Linked DNA regions of Homo sapiens: region 1 is linked to region 2. The links are chromatin contacts, found by Hi-C or POLR2A ChIA-PET in ENCODE. All regions are on one chromosome and are shown on one strand. The core of a region is the stretch at or near the end of the contact, and the rest is flanking DNA. Distances in the headings are between cores, read along the strand shown. Region 1 holds the start of LINC02773 (long intergenic non-protein coding RNA 2773). Region 2 has its middle 14 kb from the start of LINC01740.

Region 1 (6,416 bases), core at 428-2,927, 110 kb before region 2:
AGCAGGGGGCCCTCTGGCAGAATTGAATAAATTGGACGGTTAAAGACCTGATTGAGGCCAGGTTTGTTGGCTCACTCCTGCAATCCCAGCGCTTTGGGAGGCCTAGGAGGGAGGATTGATTGAGCACAGGAGTTTGAGATCAGCTCCAGGCAACATGATGAGATCCCCATCTCTAAAATATAAAATAAAAATTAGCCAGGTGTGGTGGCAGGCACCTGTAGTCCCAACTACTCAGAAGACTGAGGTGGGAGGATCGCTTGAACCCCAGAGTTCGAGCCTGCTATGAGCCATGATTGTGCCACTGCACTCCAGCCTGGGCAACAGAGTGAGACCCTGTCTCAAAAATTAAAAAAATATATATATGACTGAGAGCCAGCTTGGTAAAGCCTTCAGAGCCAATGTGCCCTGCAGTCCGTCAACACACATGGAATGATTGCGCACTGGGGAACTGCAGTGCAAGACAGAGATGTGGAAGAAAGACTTGACTCTCAGAGATAGAAAAGTCAGGAAAGACACAAATAAAAACCCCAAAGAACTCCCAGACACAGACCTCTACAAACTGACTTGTTAACCTTTTGGGCCCGATCACAGCAGAAGCAAGGGCTCCACACCATACGAACCTGGGTCAAGGCTAAGGTGCCGGGGCCGGCTTCTTCTCCTCTGCTCAAGCAGGCTTTATATGGAGCACACTCTCTCCAGGACACAAAACAAGAACCATGCCCCTTCCACCCTGGCCCCCCTTACCCTCTCAGAAGGGGCTCCCTGGCCTAGCAGAGAGCAAAAGGCTACAGGTCTCACCACTGAAAGCTGGGCACCACCCGCCCCAAAGCAGAGAAGTGGAGGAGAGGACACTAGGTAGCTGCGCTAGCAGGGTTGTGCATGAAGCCAGCACCTGAGAGAAGACAGGAGGGAGGCAGAATTGAAGCCAGAGGCGGTGGTTTTTGGTGGTCACTATGGCCCACTCTAATTACTATGCACCAGGCGAGAGTCTGTGCTGGGTGCTCCTGAACATACAGATATGCAAGACACGGCCCTTGGGGGTGGGATGTCCTATAGGAGAAATTAGCCAAAAACGCAAGGCTGCCTGCATTGAATGCCAAATGATGGACACACACCATAAGTGTCAGAGGAAAAGAAATAATATTTACTGAGTACTTACTATGTGTTAAAGCACCTGTAAATGGTTTAGATGTATTTAATTTTTCCAACAGCCCATGAAGTGATTACTGGTATTATTTCCACTTTATGGATGAGAAAATTGAGGCTCAAAGAGTCTTAAAACACTTGCTTGGTGTCACACAATTTTTCATGGTAGATTCAGATTTTCAACTCAAAATTCTACCTCTCCAAGTGCGCGCGCGCGGACCCACGCACATGCATGGTTTTCTTGATGGGAGAGGATTTTGGGAAAGAGAGGTGACACCAGGCACGGGACTCTGGCTCCTACGCATAACTTATTTTTGACACATAGAGGGAACTTCGACGGCTACGTTTTCAAGCAGAGGGATGTCTTCTAACGAAGAGTTCATTTTTGATGTTTAGTTGTGCAGTCGTTAAGTCTGCGAGTTGCGATCCTGCTTCAGTTGTGCTGTGGGAGCGCAGTGGCCCAGGACTGGCTGGCCCGGCTGGGGAGGAGCCCAGGGAAAGAGGAAGGGAGGGCAGGGGAGGGGAGAAGCAGCTGTCCCCGGGCTGCCTGGGAGTCACTGGGGAGTCCTAGCCCGCCCTTGGGCCTAGGGCTCCCTGATGCGGCCTCCACTCTTCGCAGGGCCAGGGGGCGAGGAAGGAGGAGGGAGGGAAGAGGGAAGCTGGGGAGTGGGAGAGCGTCCTCCACGACCGCTTGGGTCCTCCGCGGGGCAGCCTCGGGGAGGGTGGCTGCAGGGCCCGGAGTCGCCTGGATCGCAGCGCCATCTCGTGGCTGCTGGCAGGTCTGCCTTGGGCCCTCTTGGCACAAGGCAAGGAAACAGGAGCTCTTCCCATCAGTGACAGGTGCCCGCCGGCCCGCAGTGAGTCCCAGGGGGCTTTCTCCTGCGTCAGGGAGCCAGGAGGGGAAGGGGGCATGGGTGCTGGGACCAGATTTCCCTGACTCTGTGCTCCTGGGTAAGGACTGATTGTCAAGAGTGGGCTTCCAGTTCTACCCCAGGCCCTGAGGGTCTTGTCCTTTTGCTGGGAGCCCCCACCGTTCTCCCCTACTCCCTCCTGTCTTCTCAAACGATAGCATAATGGAAGAAATCATCCTTAGAGTATGCAGGCCAGAACCCTGCCCCGTTGCGTAAGAGCTGTTGTCCCCGCGTCTCTCTGAGCCTCAACGGTTTTATCTGTTAAAGGGCATAATAACACCAGGAGAAGAATATATTGTAAAGCCTCTAGCACAGTGCCTTCAAGTAGTAGGAACTTAATCCATCCTTGAAGGCGACATCATTGTCAGTGGTTACAACAGGTCTCAATGTTGCGGAAGCTCATGCTTAGCAGATGGTAGGTGCCCTGGGAATATTGCAAACTAGTAGCGATGTCTTCTTAGCTCCAGCCCGAGAATGGGACAGTCCTAGTGCTAGATGTTTGCCTAGTTTCATAGATGATAACAATCCAGCTGGTCTTGCAAACCTAGTAAAAATAGCTGTCTATTCTACCCATCAGCCCAGGAGAATGCTCCAGTGTCACCAGTGACTCCTGCTCCCACATCTGCCTACAGGAAGCCCTCTTGGAACAAAAGCATCTCACTTCTGGGAGGCATCAAGGTAGTGAGGGGAGAGGGCAGTGGTGTGGGTTACACAGACCTGGGGCTCCCTTACCAGGTGAGGACCTGGAGCAGGCCACTAACCTCTCCAAACCCCATGTTTGTCATCTGTAAATCAGGGATATTATTATACTTCCCACCTCTTTAGGCTTGTATGGAATTGAATGAGATTATTAATGTAAAACACTTAGCACGGTGGTTTTAGTGTGCATCAGCATCACCTGAGGATTTATTAAAATATGAGTTGCTGGGCCCCACCTCAAGTTTCTCAAGCTGTAGGACCGTGGTGTGGCTCAATAATTTATTTGCACTTCTAATTTGCATCTCGGGGGATGTTGGTGCAATCTGTCCAGGAACCAGGCTTTGAGAAGGACTAATCTGGCACATACTAGATCTGCAATGAATTTTTTTATTATACTTTAAGTTTTAGGGTACACGTGCACAACGTGCAGGTTTGTTACATATGTATACATGTGCCATGTTGGTTTGTTGCACCCAGTAACTCATCATTTAACATTAGGTATATCTCCAAATGCTATCCCTCCCCCCTCCCCCCACCCCACAATAGGCCCCAGTGTGTGATGTTCCCCTTCCTGTGTCCACGTGTTCTCATTGTTCAATTCCCACCTATGAGTGAGAACATGCGGTGTTTGGTTTTTTGTCCTTGCGATAGTTTGCTGAGAATGATGGTTTCCAGCTTCATCCATGTCCCTACAAAGGACATGAACTCATCATTTTTTTATGGCTGCATAGTATTCCATGGTGTATATGTGCCACATTTTCTTAATCCATTCTGTTATTGTTGGACATTTGGGTTGGTTCCAAGTCTTTGCTATTGTGAATAGTGCCGCAATAAACATACGTGTGCATGTGTCTTTATAGCAGCATGATTTATAATCCTTTGGGTATATACCCAGTAATGGGATGGCTGGGTCAAATGGTATTTCTAGTTCTAGATCCCTGAGGAATTGCCACACTGACTTCCACGATGGTTGAACTAGTTTACAGTCCCACCAACAGTGTAAGTGTTCCTATTTCTCCACATCCTCTCCAGCACCTGTTGTTTCCTGACTTTTTAATGATCGCCATTCTAACTGGTGTGAGATGGTATCTCACTGTGGTTTTGATTTGCATTTCTCTGATGGCCAGTGATGATGAGCATTTTTTCATGTGTCTGTTGGCTGCATAAATGTCTTCTTTTGAGAAGTGTCTATTCATATCCTTCACCCACTTTTTGATGGGGTTGTTTTTTTCTTGTAAATTTGTGTGAGTTCGTTGTAGATTCTGGATATTCGCCCTTTGTCAGATGAGTAGATTGCAAAAATTTTCTCCCATTCTGTAGGTTGCCTGTTCACTCTGATGGTAGTTTCTTTTGCTGTGCAGAAGCTCTTTAGTTTAATTAGATCCCATTTGTCAATTTTGGCTTTTGTTGCTATTGCTTTTGGTGTTTTAGACATGAAGTCTTTGCCCACGCCTATGTCCTGAATGGTATTGCCTAGGTTTTCTTCTAGGGTTTTTACGGTTTTAGGTCTAACATTTAAGTCTTTAATCCATCTTGAATTAATTTTTGTATAAGGTATAAGGAAGGGATCCAGTTTCAGCTTTCTATATATGGCTAGCCAGTTTTGCCAGCATCATTTGTTAAATAGGGAATCGTTTCCCCGTTTCTTGTTTTTGTCAGGTTTGTCAAAGATCAGATGGTTGTAGATATGCAGCATTATTTCTGAGGGCTCTGTTCTGTTCCATTGATCTATATCTCTGTTTTGGTACCAGTACCATGCTGTTTTGGTTACTGTAGCCTTGTAGTATAGTTTGAAGTCAGGTAGCGTGATGTCTCCAGCTTTGTTCTTTTGGCTTAGGATTGACTTGGCAATGCGGGCTTTTTTTTGGTTCCATATGAACTTTAAAGTAGTTTTTTCCAATTCTGTGAAGAAAGTCATTGGTAGCTTGATGGGGATGGCATTGAATCTATAAATTACCTTGGGCAGTATGGCCATTTTCATGATATTGATTCTTCCTACTGATGAGCATGGAATGTTCTTCCATTTGTTTGTATCCTTTTTTATTTCATTGAGGAGTGGTTTGTAGTTCTCCTTAAAGAGGTCCTTCACATCCCTTGTAAGTTGGATTCCTAGATATTTTATTCTCTTTGAAGCAGTTGTGAATGGGAATTCACTCATGATTTGGCTCTCTGTTTGTCTGTTTTTGGTGTATAAGAATGCTTGTGATTTTTGCACATTGATTTTGTATCCTGAGACGTTGCTGAAGTTGCCTATCAGATTAAGGAGATTTTGGGCTGAGACAATAGGGTTTTCCAGATATACAATCATGTCATCTGCAAACAGGGACAATTTGACTTCCTCTTTTCCTCATTGAATACCCTTTATTTCCTTCTCCTGCCTGATTGCCCTGGCCAGAACTTCCAACACTATGTTGAATAGGAGTGGTGAGAGAGGGCATCCCTCTCTTGTGCCAGTTTTCAAAGGGAATCCTTCCAGTTTTTGCCCATTCAGTATGATATTGGCTGTGGGTCTGTCATAGATAGCTCTTATTGTTTTGAGATACGTCCCATCAATACCTAATTTATTGAGAGTTTTTAGCATGAAGGGTTGTTGAATTTTGTCAAAGGCCTTTTCTGCATCTATTGAGATACTCATATGGTTTTTGTCATTGGTTCTGTTTATATGCTGGATTATGTTTATTGATTTGCATATGTTGAACCAGCCTTGCATCCCAGGGATGAAGCCCACTTGATCATGGTGGATAAGTTTTTGATGTGTTGCTGGATTCGGTTTGCCAGTGTTTTACTGAGGATTTTTGCATCGATGTTCATCAGGGATATTGGTCTAAAATTCTCTTTTGTTGTTGTGTCTCTGCCAGGCTTTGGTATCAGGATGATGCTGGCCTCATAAAATGAGTTAGGGAGGATTCCCTCTTTTTCTATTGATTGGAATAGTTTCAGAAGGAATGGTACCAGCTCCTCCTTGTACCTCTGGTAGAATTCAGCTGTGAATCCATCTGGTCCTGGACTTTTTTTGGTTGGTAAGCTATTAATTATTGCCTCAATTTCAGAGTCTGTTATTGGTCTATTCAGAGATTCAAGTTCTTCCTGGTTTAGTCTTGGGAGGGTGTATGTGTTGAGGAATTTATCCATTTCTTCTAGATTTTCTAGTTTATTTGCGTAGAGGTGTTTATAGTATTCTCTGATGGTAGTTTGTATTTCTGTGAGATCGGTGGTGATATCCCCTTCATCATTTTTTATTGAGTCTATTTGATTCTTCTCTCTTTTCTTCTTCATTAATCTTGCTAGCAGTCTATCAATTTTGTTGATCTTTTCAAAAAACCAGCTCCTGGATTCATTGATTTTTTGAAGGGTTTTTTTGTGTCTCTATTTCCTTCAGTTCTGCTCTGATCTTAGTTATTTCTTGCCTTCTGCTAGCTTTTGAATGTGTTTGCTGTTGCTTCTCTAGTTATTTTAATTGTGATGTTAGGATGTCAATTTTAGATCTTTCCTGCTTTCTCTTGTGGGCATTTAGTGCTATAAATTTCCCTCTACACACTGCTTTGAATGTGTCCCAGAGATTCTGGTATGCTGTGTCTTTGTTCTCATTGGTTTCAAAGAACATCTTTATTTCTTCCTTCATTTCATTATGTACCCAGTAGTCATTCAGGAGCAGGTTGT
Region 2 (7,430 bases), core at 3,435-5,934:
TATGACAACTATATCACTAGATGACAGGATTATTTGAGCTCCATTATATCTTTTTGTTTGTTTTTTTGATTTTTGTTGTTGTTTGGATACAGAGTCTCACTCTTGTCGCCGAGGCTGGAGTGCAATGGTGCGATCTCAGCTCACCGCAACCTCCGCCTCCTGGGTTCAAGCTATTCTCCTGCCTCAGCCTCCCAAGTAGCAGAGATTACAGGCATGTGCCACTGTGACCAGCTAATTTTTGTATTTTTAGTAGAGACAAGGTTTCACCATGTTGGCCAGGCTGGTCTTGAACTCCTGACCACAACTAATCTGCCTGCCTTGGCCTCCCAAAGTGCTGGGATTACAGGTGTGAGCCACAGCTCCTGGCCCATTATATCTTTTGGGACTCCTCTCATATCCGCGGTTCATTATTGACTGAAACGTCATGTGGCATATGACTGTATGTCCATGTGTTTTCTATCCAATTACCACACAGGTTTATCTTTTTTTATTCCATCCATTCATACATCCAATATTTATTGAGCACCAAATAAATGGGATGAATGTTTGTGTCTCCTCCAAAATTGTATGTTGAAGCCCTAACCCGAAGTATAATGGTATTTGGAGGTGCAGCCTTTGAGAGATCATTAGGTTTGGATTAGGTCATGAGGATGGTGCCCTCATGATGGAATTAGTGCCCTTAGAAGAAGAGGAAAAGACAGGAGAGCTCTCTCTCTCTTCACAGGCACACCACCAAGGAAAGGCCACGTGAGGACACAGCAAGAAGGCAGGTGTGCAACCCAGGGAGCCGGTCCTCACCAGACACTAATCTGCTAGCACCTTGATCTTGAATTCCCCAGGCTCCACAACTGTAAGAAATAAATATCTGTTGTTTACAACACCCAGTCTTCGGTATTTTGTTATAGCAGCCCAAATTGACTAAGACAAGCACCTACCATATGTTGATCTTAGATAACAAGTCCTTAGAGGACATTGAATCTGTTTAGGTAAGTTTCTGCACAGAGTTGCACCCATTACAGCACCTAATTCCATTAATAAATGCTTCCCCCGCCCCTCATCTTCACTATGACACTTAAAAACAATTTCTGGCCAGGCGTGGTGGCTCACACCTGTAATCCCAGCACTTTGGGAGGCCAAGGTGGGCAGATCACCTGAGGTCTGGAGTTCGAGACCAGCCTAAACAACATGGAGAAATCTCGTCTCCACTAAAAATACAACATTAGCCAGGCGTGGTGGCACACGCCTGTAATCCTAGTTACTCGGGAGGCTGAGGCATAAGAATAGCTTGAACTCGGGTGGCAGAGGTTGCGGTGAGCTGAGATCATGCCACTGCACTCCAGCCTGGGCAATAAGAGCAAAACTCCATCTCAAAAAAAAAAATTCTTTAAAAATTGAGATGAGGTCTCACTATGTTGCCCAGGCTGGTCTCAAACTCCTGAGCTCAAGCAATCCTCCTGCCTCAGCCTCCCAAAGTGCTGAGATTAAAGGCATGAGCCACTGTACCCAGCCAAGAGATACTTTTTGATTGGGGTTGGGGAGAGGTGGGTGAGGGGATAAACACAAAGATAGTGAGTGACTGAAAATATGAAGCCTGTGAGGCCATCTGCATGAATAATTATCATCAAACTATAATATAATATTTGTTATGTATAACAATATAGATATCAAATTATTGTGATTATTATAACAAACCATTATGCAGCACTTCCTGTGTTTTAGAATTAAGTGTTTTTACATAAATGGTAAATCTACTTGTTGCCTGAAAAGGCTGTACAGGCTGAAATATAAATAGAATAAAGAAAGTTTCAAATAAATTCCTGGAGGGCAGATCCAGAACAAGTTATTAAAGTGGAGTTAGAAATAATCAGGGTGCATTCCTAACCTATGAGAATGATGTCACGAAGGGCAAGTGCCACAATCCAGTCCAAGCCATGGTAGTGTCTCCATTGGAGGCACAGCTCATGGCCATTACTAAGGAGTTACTATGGAACTGGATTCCAACAGGGACCCCTGAGCTTCCTGCATGCAGGGAAACCCCTCCACCTCTGTCAGGGCCCAGGCTATGTGTGTCTCGCTGCCCCACAGCTCTCCCTCCGCAAAAGTGGAGCTTTGCTTTGTGTCACACAGTGAGTCACAGGCACAGTTGGAAACTGACCCAGGATTCCTGTTCTTTTGCTTGCCGGGGCTGTTTGCCGGAGATCACAATCCTTCCACATTAGTGGCCAGTTACATTTATGGCTCTTAATGACATTTAATGGGGCTTCTGGGATAAAGAAATGATGGAGAGTAAAGACTGGACGATAAAAAATTAAAACTGAAATGACACACAAGATCTTTATTATTGAAGGTTTAAAAATGGCGATCCACTTCACCGTGTCATTCCACTGGGAAATGATTCCTGGGTCTGAGGAGGAACAACTCCTCACCTGTCTTCAAACAAGGTGGGAGGGAGAAGCAAAGAGGAAGTGGGAATAGCTGGTGGTCATCAGAAATCGTGATCTCCAATTCTTCCCTATGATTTCATGTCTATATTTACTTCATGTCATTTGTCTTCCCTTCCATTGTATATATGACATGTTCCCATTTGCCGTGCATGTTCATTTTGCCATGCATGTTCATGCCCTTTGTCCTACCTGTGTCTTGTAACAGTAGTGTGTGTGTGATCCATGGAAAAGAAGCAGGCTGGAAGTCAAGTGACTAGAAATCTCTACCCCTAACAGGCCATGGGACCCCGGGCAGGCCACCTCACCTAGACCTTAGTTATAAAACAGGGACTTGCCTGGTTGGCCTGGAGGTAGTACACCGCTCTAAGTTTCCGTGTGTGTGTCCACCCCCAATACAGAGGAAGAAGTTCCTGTCCCCACAGAACCCCCATCCTCCCCACCCCCAACAATACCTGAGGCTGCTAGCGGTTTTCTCTCCTGGGGAGCACACACAAGGTGTTTGGTCACAGGCACTAGGAAACCTGTAAGAACAGGAAGAACAGCGGGCAATGCTTCTATCAGCATGAGGGGCAGGAGCTGGGGACACCAAGGAGAGAGCTTGCTGGTGGCTGGAGACTGGGGAGGGGAGAGGAGTCAGCTCTAAATATCTCCCAGAAGTGAGCTGGAGGCGGAAGGTGCTTCTGGTACACCTGACATGTGTAGCCTGAAGAGGTGGCTGCAATATTTAGCCAAGTACCAGTAGTGATTGTCAGATGTAACAGTGACAGTGGCTCACTCACTTTGCTCCATTTCCAGAACACGGTCACCATCATTTTGCTCAAAATTTTGAGAAGTTGTTGTTGTTTCTAATTTGTTTTTGGCACAAGCATGCTGTTCCGATAGGAAACTTTCTGTTGTTTTATGCTCGAGCGGGGACGATGAAAGAGGAGATAACCAAGTGTTTCTTCTGCACTTGGGCAGATCTGGTCGCTGGTAGGCCAGGTGAGGACTCTTTAAGTAGAAATGGCCTCTCGAGTTTCCAGAAAGGAAACACAGAGTCAAGGGTGGGTCTGGCAGGGCTGGGACGAAGGGGAGCCAAGTGGGGTGCCTAAGGTGTAAAACTGAAGGCGGCGCTCATGGTCAGGCCCTGCAAGCACAGGGTGGGCGCCTGATGCGATGCCTCCTCATACACCTTCTCATGGCTGGGCCCTGAGGCCGACCACCTCCATCTCTGGAGATCTGGTCTGGCGCCGGTTACCTGCTGAAAGGCACTGAGATTGTGTTCCAAGTGGAAAAGTTGGTTCCAGCGGACTCACATGCATAGAATAAGACACACATTTCACAGCCCACCTTCATCACCAAAACCATGGACTTCGGAGTCTGATGACCTGGGACTGACTTCCAGCTCGCCATTCATTAGCTGTGTGACCCAGGGAAACGCTTAATCGTGTGCCTCGATTTCCGTCCTCATCAGTAAAATGGGGAGGACTCAGAGAAGAGGACTAAACGACAAGGGGATGGAGGATCATGAAAACACCTGGCACAGAGCAAACCTCAGTAAATTGTGAGTTCCCTGTGAGGCCCTGATGTTGTTTACGATCACGTGTTGGCCAGGGATCCTGGCCTCTGGAAACTTCCATTGGCAACATTAGCACAGTAGGAGGGTTTGGAGATCAGTCCACGAATTTACCACCCAGCGAAATTAACTGGTTTCTAGTCACACCACTAATGACAGTTTAGACACAGTCAAAACGGTGATAAATGGACCTAGTTGGCCCAAGCTGATGGATTCATAAATAAATATTTAAACCACAGCCTTTCTCTGACAGCAGAGGCATCAGAGAGCAGAGACGCTATAAGCAAAGAGTTAAGGAGTCAAGGGCCATAGAAAACTCTTCCTGACACTTGGTTCAGGCTCAGAGGGCAACTGAGATGTCCATCTGGTTAACCAAAGAGGGCTTCCAGGAGGAGGTTCTGGGACTTCAAAGAGCCTCCAACTAGGCTCAGTTGTTCTTCCGTTTTCATCATCATCTCAACAGTCAACTCTCTTAAAGTATAACACGGTACAAGATGGGCTCTCAGTCTGCAGGTGAGTGAGTGGAGTCGTTTCCCCAGATGTTTCACGATCCCAGGCCTGGTCCCTTTAAGGCATCGAAACTCAGAACATTCTATCAGCTGCCTCGGCCTCCCCGTGGCGCGCTTACGTCACCCTTCGGGGAAGCGGCTGACGTCAGCGCGTTCTTGGCGAGTGGGGCGGGGCCGGTGACTCACCCGGACCGCGCCCCTTGCTCCCCGCCCCCGCCGGGCCGCGCGCACGTGAGCGCGCGCTGCGCGGGTTGCTAATTTTAGCTCCGGCGGCTTCCCTGGGGTCCCGTGAGGTGAAGGGGAGTGGAGGGGACGAGGCGGGCAAGGAGCGTGGCTCTCCTCGTTCCTTCCTGCCCCGCCGTGGGTTTTCCTCGAGGACCGGGCCCGGCCCGAGGGGTGGGGGCCCGCGGGCGACTCGAGGTGCTGGAACGCGGGCGCTTACCGAGGCGAGAACCTAGGGGGTCTCCCCGCGTGGAAACCCCGCCCCTCCCTCGGCCTTGGACACAGTCGGCGCTCAATAAATGAATCGAAGTTTCTTCCTGGACGGCGACCCTGGGCTTTCGGGAGAAAGCCAGAGGGGCAGGGTTCTGGAAGGTTCCCTGGCGGCTGGGGTGCGGTGCGGGCTGAAATCCGAGCAGGAGCTGGGCGCGGCCCTCGGGGACCGACTATGGGGGACGGCGCCGCGGGAGTGGGGCAAGTGCGGGCCTGGACCCTTGGGGCCACCGCGTCAGCAGTCGGCGGGGCCGTGGGAGGGACGGTGCCCGCCCGCTGTGAAGGGCGGTGGCCCTTCTAGGGTCAGGCCAAGCGCAGAGGCCTGAAGGTCACCGGGTGAGGAGCCAGCGCGGGTGCCTCAGAAGCCAAGCGCCCCGTCCCGAGCCCTGCGCGAACCAGTATGACCTTCCAGGAACCAGATGAGAGCTGCGTTTTCAAGAAGCAGTGCCAGACACCTTGGGAAATCGACACTCTCCTGTCCTTGGGTGGGGGTGGGGGTCCTGGAAAGAAGCTCCGTCAGCGTAAAGTGAACTCTTAGCTTTGACTTTGCAGAGGGATCCGTTGTGTCACAGTGACCCGCATTCCTGTCATTGGTGTGGTGTGTTTCACAGCCATTGCCTCCCTAGGTAGATTGTAAAACGGCGTTCGTAGAGCCTTTGACCTCATAATATTATGTTGGAAATTACACGATAGTAAACATAATGATAAATGGGGAATGTTAAATGGTAGTATGGGAACATTTTCTAATGGTTGCATCCTTAAAATTTTCTGTTTCAAGTTTTTAAAGGCTATAGCCTTAAAAAAAGCTGACTGTAGGAAAATGGTGGAAAGAGTCGTGGAATAAAGGTAGCTTTGGGGATTATGACGTGAATAAATGACAGAAATTAGTATGTGTCATTTTCCTTTGTTTTCCAAAAATACCACAATGTCCTTTGTAAATTGGAAGTTTTTCAGATGTGCATGTGGAAGCTGCAAGATTTTTAGGGCTTTATATCCATCTTAAAACTGGTTTTAAAGGATTGGCAATTACAATCTAATACTGGTATTTGTAGCAAATACATCCAGAGGTAGGCATACTGGTTTTTTAATATTGTTATATGGCAACAAAGGTCTCTTTGTCCTAATTTGTAGGACAAAGTTGCAACCACATTTTCCTCAATGTAATGCTTATGGGGGGAGGGTCTTAAATTGATTTGAAAGCAGGTTGTATTAGGATTCTCCAGAGAAACAGTACCAATAGGATATACAGGCATACCTCATTTTATTGTGTCTCACTTTATTGCACTTTGCAGATAATGTGTTATTTACAAATTGGTACCGTTGGTACCGTTTTTTCCAACAGCATGTGCTCACTTTATGTCTGTCAGCATTTTTTTAGCAAGAAAATATGTTTAAATGAAGGTGTGTACTTTTTTTAAAGTCATAATGCTGTTGCACACTTAAGACTACAGTGTAGTGTAAACATAACATATATGCACTGAGAAACCAACAAATTTGTGTGGATCCCTTTACTGTGATATTTACTTTACTGCAGTGGTCTTGAACCAAACCTGCAATATCTCTGAGGCATGCCTGTGTGTGCACATATATGATTTATTATAAGGAATTGACTTATGCAGTGATGGAGGCTGGCAAGTCCCAAGATCTGCAAGGTGAGTAAGCAAGCTTGAGACCTAGGAGAGCTGATGGTGTAGTTCTAGTCCAAGTCCAAAGGCAGGAAAAAGCCCATGTCACAGTTCAAAAGTAGGAAGAATTCACTCACTTTGGGGAGGGTCAAACTTTTCATTCTATTCAGGCCTTTAAATGATTGGATAAAGCCCACCTACATTATAGAAGGCACTCTGCTTTCGTCTGTCAATTTAAATGTTAGTCTCATCCAAAACACCCTTACAAAGATAACCCCAGAATAATGTTTGACCAAAATATCTGGGCACCCCATAATCCAGTCAAGTTTGACACAGAATTAACCGTCACACTGACCTATCTGATTTCTAAAGATCTTGGCCTTAAAATTGTGACTTTGGTCTCTAAGGCAATTATGAGGGTGAGTTCTTTGTAAATGGTTTCTCGGATGTATTTGCTTCTATTGAAACCTTAGTAGAGAGGACCCGTCATTTAATTACCTCTTCCTATGTTCTTGATAGTCTTTATTTTTAAAATCTAGTTCAGTTGAATATAATAATTTCTTTCACCTTTTTTAGAAGCTGAGCTACAGTTATGTTTTAGGAAGCTAGTTGATCTATCCAGTAATCTATCAAGTAATGTTGATCTGTCAAGCAAGTTAATCTATCAAGTAATGAAGCTAGCTGGTATTAAATAATTCTTTGTTTTTAACTATTAAATACAGGGCTTTGGGTATGTAATATAAGCAGCATTATGGTAATATTCTGGAAGTTTCAATTATTGCAATGATTGAGAGCATTAGAGTGT

Evidence for each region. A loop is a pair of places that touch in the nucleus more often than their neighbours do. ChIA-PET counts read pairs that join two places held with the same protein, here RNA polymerase II (POLR2A). Pooled maps may share reads with other maps.
Region 1: a map of Right ventricle myocardium inferior shows a loop between it and region 2 (2.8-fold over the local background). The contact joins the promoter of LINC02773 here to the enhancer-like site in region 2. A Hi-C loop is called at or near these places in 1 of 168 maps with a recorded cell type or tissue (Right ventricle myocardium inferior), 10 of 37 single-sample maps with no recorded cell type and 13 of 50 pooled maps. POLR2A ChIA-PET finds 5 or more read pairs at or near these places in 7 of 52 experiments (AG04450, MCF 10A, SK-N-SH and 4 more).

Annotation. Positions count from the first base shown.
Region 1 is chr1:212,660,906-212,667,321 of GRCh38, reverse strand. LINC02773 (long intergenic non-protein coding RNA 2773) reads left to right here and starts at 1,677. Exons shown (of 4, transcript NR_183483.1): 1 at 1,677-2,003; 2 at 2,635-2,735. RefSeq lists silencers at 1-57, 1,613-1,922.
Region 2 is chr1:212,556,290-212,563,719 of GRCh38, reverse strand. No RefSeq gene overlaps it. Among named protein-coding and RNA genes, the nearest start is that of LINC01740, 14 kb to the right of the region's middle. RefSeq lists enhancers at 4,344-4,483, 4,984-5,113, 4,493-5,230 and a silencer at 4,654-4,923. Within about 2 kb of position 4,684, at least 38 of the 41 ENCODE cell types and tissues checked have a DNase peak (open chromatin) inside an H3K27ac peak, as active enhancers do.